Regions from separate parts of the Homo sapiens genome. Here region 1 is linked to region 2. The links are chromatin contacts, found by Hi-C or POLR2A ChIA-PET in ENCODE. All regions are on one chromosome and are shown on one strand. Each heading gives the region's core, a stretch centred on a gene start or an enhancer-like site at or near the end of the contact. The rest is flanking DNA. Distances are from core to core; before and after follow the strand shown. Region 1 overlaps TMEM116 (transmembrane protein 116). Region 2 overlaps DRC10 (dynein regulatory complex subunit 10).

Region 1 (3,077 bases), core at 70-2,569, 1.2 Mb after region 2:
ATGATTCTCCTGCCTCAGCCTCCTGAGTAGCTGGAATTACAGGCGCCCGCCACCATGCCCAGCTAATTTTTGTATTTTTAGTAGAGATGGGGTTTCACTATGTTGGCCAGGCTGGTTTTGAGCTCCTGACCTCAGGTGATCTGCCCACCTCCCAAAGTGCAGAGATTACAGACGTGAGCCACCATGCCCGTCCTAGAACTGATTTTTTGAGTGTAGTGTGAGATACAAAGTAGGGGCCTAATTTCATTTTTTTTTCCTGTATGGATACCCAATTGTTCTAGCTTCATATTTTGAAAAGACTGTCTCTTTTCCACTGATTGAAAAAGCCACTTATGTCATACATCAGAGATCTATATATATATTGCTGGGTTTAATTTGGGCTATTTTCATTTTATTCACCTATTTGTCCATCCCTGTACTAGTACCACAGTATCTTCACTCTAGGTCTATGTTAGTTTTTGTAGGGAGACCTCCTGAAACTATTGCTATGGAATAAAAGATGAAATGCTCCTGATTATTGTAAATACAAAATTGCATGCAGGATTTTGTAAAGACAATGCAAGGTTTGGCTGCCAGAATGAGCCAACAGTGCGTGATGTGCTTCTCCCTGCAGAGAGCCTATAAACGGACGTGCAGTCAGGGAGGTTTCACATCACCAAGATTACTATCCCAGAAAAGCAGATGTTCATAGCTCTGGGAATGCAATGCAACCCTTGTGGAGAGCCTATAAATAGACACATGAGGGGCGCTTGTTCATATGGATAAGATAGGGTTATAAACGCCCTTATCTTGCCACGGCTTTTCTGGGTCTCTTTAGGGTTAAGGCATACTCCCTTCTGAGAATTTGTGGTCTAACCGGTTGTTTCACATCCTGTTTCTGTTGATTGTTTGCAACCAGCTTTTGCTGCAAATATTACTGCTGATTAGTATCTTACTAAACATAGGTTATGGATAGACTGTGTTTCTGTTTTAAGGCTCTGTTAGAAATTGCTGACACACACACTATGTTGTAAATTCTTATCTCTGTATACTGTACTTATGCATACCGATGTTACATTAAAGAATTACTTCATCCCCATGTGATCATCTCACCTCATAATCAAATGACCCCCTAAATCCCTCACTAACCTACCCCCGCCCTCACTAAACTTAATAATAAATGCCAGTATATCCAGTGCATTGGCGGCATCACAGGACCAGAAGGCGGTGACGCCCTGGACCCAGCTTTCACTATTTTGTGTGTGTCTTTTATTTCTCGACCTGCCGATCCACCTGGGAACAAAGAAAGAGCCCCGTTGCATTGCGGGCTGCTGGCCAGATCCCACGATAAGTCTTAAGATGAGGTGGGGCAAGTTCTTCTTTTTTTTTCAAGAGTGTCTTGGTTATCTTAATATTTTATATTTCTTTCTTTTTTTCCTGAAGAGTTGGGTTTATTTCAATAGTAAATTTGAAACTCTTGACTTAAGTGAAAGTACTCTAGTAATTATATCAGGAATAGACAATTTCCTACACTGTCAAATATATGAAAGTTCCTTTTGTACGTTCTTCAACACTGATCAACAAGCAGTTTCAGTCCACATTTGCTTTGATCTGTCACTGAGTTAACCCAAGCTGCTTCTTCAGAGATTCTGGCATCTTGGGGGAGGGCAAGGGAGGCTGAAGTAGACCTTCACAGAATCATAGATAAACTACTGTAGTGCAGTCAGAGTACCAGTCATAATGATACAGACAAACATTCCCTTCCATACACCTTTAAATCCAAGTCTCTGGAGGACTTGAGAAGCACTGCTACCTTTTTCTTTATTCAACACAGATACCACAGAATCATCAGGGTGAGAAACAATTGCACAAAACACTCCAGGTATGTAACCTGCTACAAATGTTACAACCAGCTCCTCTGTCTTTGAACATTCACCACAGGGCTTCCGAACCACAAACTTGTACAATGCTTCAACAGTACCTTAAAAGCAGGCAAACTTCATCATGGCATATGCTATCTGTCTCATCCAGAGAGGAGCAACCCCTTTGTAGAATGTTTTTAGGCCTTCTTCCTTATACATCTTGGGAGCTGCATCCCTCAAAGTCTTGGTCTAACCTGGTTGGGTTTGAATTTGAACCTTAGCAGCTTCCATAGGGCAATTACAGCAAAGAATTCAGCACTGGCAGAGGCAGCCAAATACAGTGATGTGCACCAGAGATAACATGCTCTGGGAGTATGTTGCTATACAAGACTTTAAAGACTTCATAAAAGCCAAACTTGCAGAACACCTGCATGGAGTGGCCAATGAAAGTCAGAGCCTGTCCTTTAGCCAAAGAATGAACACCATCCTCCTTAAGTGTAACTGAGAATCCATTAAATATGCCCTTCTACTTTTGGGGGTCCACCTGCATACAGCATTTCACTAAACCCAGGGGAATGACCGCAGTGTGTGTCAGACCACAACCTAAGACCCCACGAGAGCCACACAATGCATAATACTTCGTGGAGTCAAATTCACAACTGTACTTTTATAAGGCAGCAGCTGCCAGGTTAAGAGAGCAGTGGGGGGGCCTTGCGGGTCTTGTGGGACCGCTGTGGAGGTCCGTGAGGCCATCGTCCACCAGCTGCAGGTGTGGCACATTGAAGGAGTTCACCCATGCCAGGTGTGCCATGGATGAGAGCTTCTCCCTAAGATGGCAAACACCCCACTGTTACTCCCTTGGATTGTGGCTCACAGGGTGATATTTTGTACTTCCACATCAGATTCAGAGTCAGCTTGTCAAGTTCCACAGGAAAATAGGTTGAGATTTCATTGAGATTGCATTTAATCTTTAGGAGTCCCTCAATAAATGGTTTATAATTTTCTCCATAGGACCAAAACTATTTTTAGATAAGTGGGAATGGGGATGCCAAAAGGAGAAGAATAAGAAGAGACAAATTTCACCAGTGTGGTCAGAAACCGAAAGGCAACACATACAGTTCATTCTGACATTTTTCAGTATTACTGACTTTTTACCCTGACTTTTTATTACTGTAAACGTTTTCATTTTCTTTAAGTCCTCAGCCACATCCCTAAACACTTAGCAGAATACCTCAT
Region 2 (3,209 bases), core at 524-3,023:
ATTTATTGAACATTTTTTACAGCGTGCAGGCTTCTCATTCATCCTGAGGACTCTTGTTTTACAGCTGAGGAAGCCCAAGCTCTGGAGGATTAAATGACCAGCCCAGAGACCCCCAGCAAGGATTTGAACCCAAGTGGGGCTGTGCAAAGCTAGTACTTTTAGCCATTGTACTATGAAAGCAATATAAATTACTGATCTCTGATTGCCCTATAGATTTTTCTGAAACAGTTATTTATTTGTCTATCTATCTTTTGAAACAGAGTCTCATTCTGTTGCCCAGGCCGGAGTACAGTGATGCAAACTTGGCTTACTGCAACCTCCGCCTCCTAGGTTCAAGAGATTCTCATGCCTCAGCCTCCTGAGTAACTGGGGTTAACCTGAGTAACAGGTGCGTACCACCATGCCTGGCATTCTCTCGTATTTTTATTAGAGACGGGGTTTCGCCATGTTGGCCAGGCTTGTCTTGAACTCCTGACCTCAGATGATCCACCTCCCTCGGCCTCCCACAGTGCTGTGATTACAGGTGTGAGCTACCATGCCTGGCCTGAAATAGTCTTTTAACTAAACTTTTTACTTTGTAATAATTGTAGATTTATAGAAAAGTTGCAAAGATAGTACAGAGAGTTCCCGTATGCCCTCCATTCTGCTCCCCCTAATGTTAACATCTTAGATAACCTTGATGTGTTTGTCAAAACCACAAAATTAGGCCCGGCACGGTGGCTCCTGTCTGTATTCCCAGCACTGGGAGGCTAAGGTGGGAGGATTGCTTGAGCCTAGGAGTTCAAGATCAGTCTGGGCAACATAGTGGAGCTCATCTCTATAAAAAGTTAAAAAATTAGCTAGGCATCGAGCACCTATAGTCCTAGCTACTTGAGAGGCTGAGACAGGAGGATCACTTGAGCCCAGTAGGTCGAGGCTGGAGTGAGCCATGGTCACACTATTGCACTCCAGCCAGGGTAACAGAGCGCCTACAAAATTAATGTTGGTACAATGCTATTAACTAAACTTTAGACTAGATTTGGATTTGGATTTGGATTTCTCCAGTTCCACTAATGTCCTTTTTCCACTCCAGAACCCAATCCAGAATACAACATTACATTTAGTGAAACAGTTTTTTAAATTGTATTTCAAAGTTATATTTCACCCACCAATTTTTAAAATCAGTACTTAAAAATGGCCAGGCGTGGTGGCTCAGGCCTGTAATCCCAGCACTTTGGGAGGCAAAGGCAGGTGGATTGAGAACAGCCTGGCAAACATGGCAAAACCCTGTCTCTACTAAAAATACAAAGATTAGCCAGGCGTGGTGGTGTGCACCTGTAGTCCCAGCTGCTCAGGAGGCTGAGGCAGGAGAATCACTTGAACCCAGGAGGCAGAGGTTGCAGTGAGCCGAGATCATGGCACTGCACTGCAGCCTGGGCGACAGAGCAAGACTCTGTCTCAAAACAAATAAACAAACAAACCAAAAAACTTTAAAATCAGTGAAAATGTGCCATTCCTAGTCCTGTTAGTCTTACACTGCATTCTGCCCTGTCCCTGTCCTGCTCAGACATAGGCTGAGGCCTGTGGTTCCGTCGCCCAGGCTGCTTGTCAGTTGGTTTCCTGCTGGTTTTGGCCAAGGGCAGTAGAAAGAAACCAGGGTATTTCTCCTCCCCCACCGCCACCCTTCTTTAATCTGCATTTCCGGCAATGTCTCTAGCTCCTCTGGGAACTGATGGCTGTGGTTCAAACTTCCCCTGGGTGACCCTGGGCCCCAGGCTCACCATCTCTTCATGTGGTGGCTTCCTGCCATTGACAATTGCGGGATGGCTTTGTCTTCCCCTGGTTGGCCTCTCAACTCTCCCATCACTGATGTAACCAGTCTCTGGTTTTAAATCCTTAGAATGCTGTCTGTATGCCTGGCTGGTCCCCGCCTGACACATGTGCCTGAGATGCCTCCACACTTGGTCTTCCTGCCCTTGTGGCCCTAACACCCTCACAAAGCTGAAAACTGCTTCCAGTGAAAGGTTCTGTGTAAAAGCGACAGAGGACCTAAGATGAACTCTTGATGTCAACAGTTGTGGTTTCTGCAGCCACACTAACCACACAGATGTCAGCACAGCTGCACTCACACCTACTTCTTCATTTTGCAGGATGGCCAGAGACAATAAAAGCACGAGACCCAAGTAGTCTACCGAAGTCTCCATCTCTGTGGACCTACAGAGGCACAGAGGGCTGCTCACAAGATGGCTTTAGACATTCTCGCCATGGCCCCTTTGTATCAGGCCCCTGCCATCAACAGAATAGGGCCAAAGACAGACCCATCTAAAAGGCCAGCTGATCCACTAAAACCCTTGGTTCTCTCTAGGACCAAACTCACCACCATTGAGGCCAAAAGGATCATGTCCATCCTGGATGAGGCGATCTACAAGGTGGAGCTGGTGACCTTGCTGTCGTATGTGGCATCCAACAGAGAGGATATGGAGGGGATGCTGGGGGAGGACGTCATGAGGGCAGTGAGAGAGCATGAGGATCTCTGCCAGGTCCTCCTTGAAAACGTCAGGTGCCTGAAAGAGAAAGAAAGGCAATTGCAGGAGCAGAAAGAGGCTGAGGAGGAAGGGTGGCTCAGAGACCGCCTCCTTTCCATAGAGCTGCAGAAATCCAGCCTCTCACCACTTATGCAGCAGATCAAAGACTCCACCAAGAACGTCCTTAGACTCTTGCTCAGCAACCCCCAGGCTGCTAGGCTCCTGCAGATGCAGACACAGGGTAGAAGTGCAGAAGCCCAGAATTTTATTGACAGCCTGATAGAGCTCCGTGGTTTCCTGTTTGAAAAACTACTCACTAGTCCCATGGAAGCGAGGGATAAGGCCCAGTTCTTACAGGATATCAGTAGACAGAATAGTAATAACCAACAAATCATTGATACTCTTGAAAAGGAATTGGCGGAGAGAATGAAGAACAGGAATGCAGAGGTATTGTTTCATAGTATTGCTGAAATTACTGAAGAAGCCACACAAATCTTTTGTTGGTTGGGTTTTTCCTCAATGATTGATTTTTTTTTTAAGATGGAGTCTCGCTCTGTTGTCCAGACTAGAGTGCAGTGGTGTAATCTCGACTCACTGCAACCTCTGCCTCCCAGGTTCAAGCGATTCTCCCACCACAGCCTCCCAAGTAGTTGGGATTACAGGCGTATGCCACCACGCCCGGCTAATTTTTGTATTTTTAGTAGA

What was found. Hi-C counts contacts between places; a loop is a spot of excess contacts on that map. ChIA-PET counts read pairs that join two places held with the same protein, here RNA polymerase II (POLR2A). Pooled maps may share reads with other maps.
Region 1: a loop to region 2 is called in a pooled map, with 5 times the contacts of the local background. The contact joins two enhancer-like sites. A Hi-C loop is called at or near these places in 1 of 37 single-sample maps with no recorded cell type and 3 of 50 pooled maps. POLR2A ChIA-PET finds 5 or more read pairs at or near these places in 1 of 52 experiments (naive thymus-derived CD4-positive, alpha-beta T cell).

Annotation. Positions count from the first base shown.
Region 1 is chr12:111,992,578-111,995,654 of GRCh38, reverse strand. The region is part of intron 3 of TMEM116 (transmembrane protein 116); the gene reads left to right. It also overlaps the pseudogene SLC25A3P2. Among named protein-coding and RNA genes, the nearest start is that of TMEM116, 19 kb to the left of the region's middle. Within about 2 kb of position 1,319, at least 3 of the 41 ENCODE cell types and tissues checked have a DNase peak (open chromatin) inside an H3K27ac peak, as active enhancers do.
Region 2 is chr12:113,207,180-113,210,388 of GRCh38, reverse strand. DRC10 (dynein regulatory complex subunit 10) reads left to right here. Exons shown (of 5, transcript NM_001330452.2): 2 at 2,130-2,951. The coding sequence starts at 2,223. Among named protein-coding and RNA genes, the nearest start is that of DRC10, 12 kb to the left of the region's middle. RefSeq lists enhancers at 1,381-1,540, 1,691-2,000, 2,211-2,340. Within about 2 kb of position 1,773, at least 17 of the 41 ENCODE cell types and tissues checked have a DNase peak (open chromatin) inside an H3K27ac peak, as active enhancers do.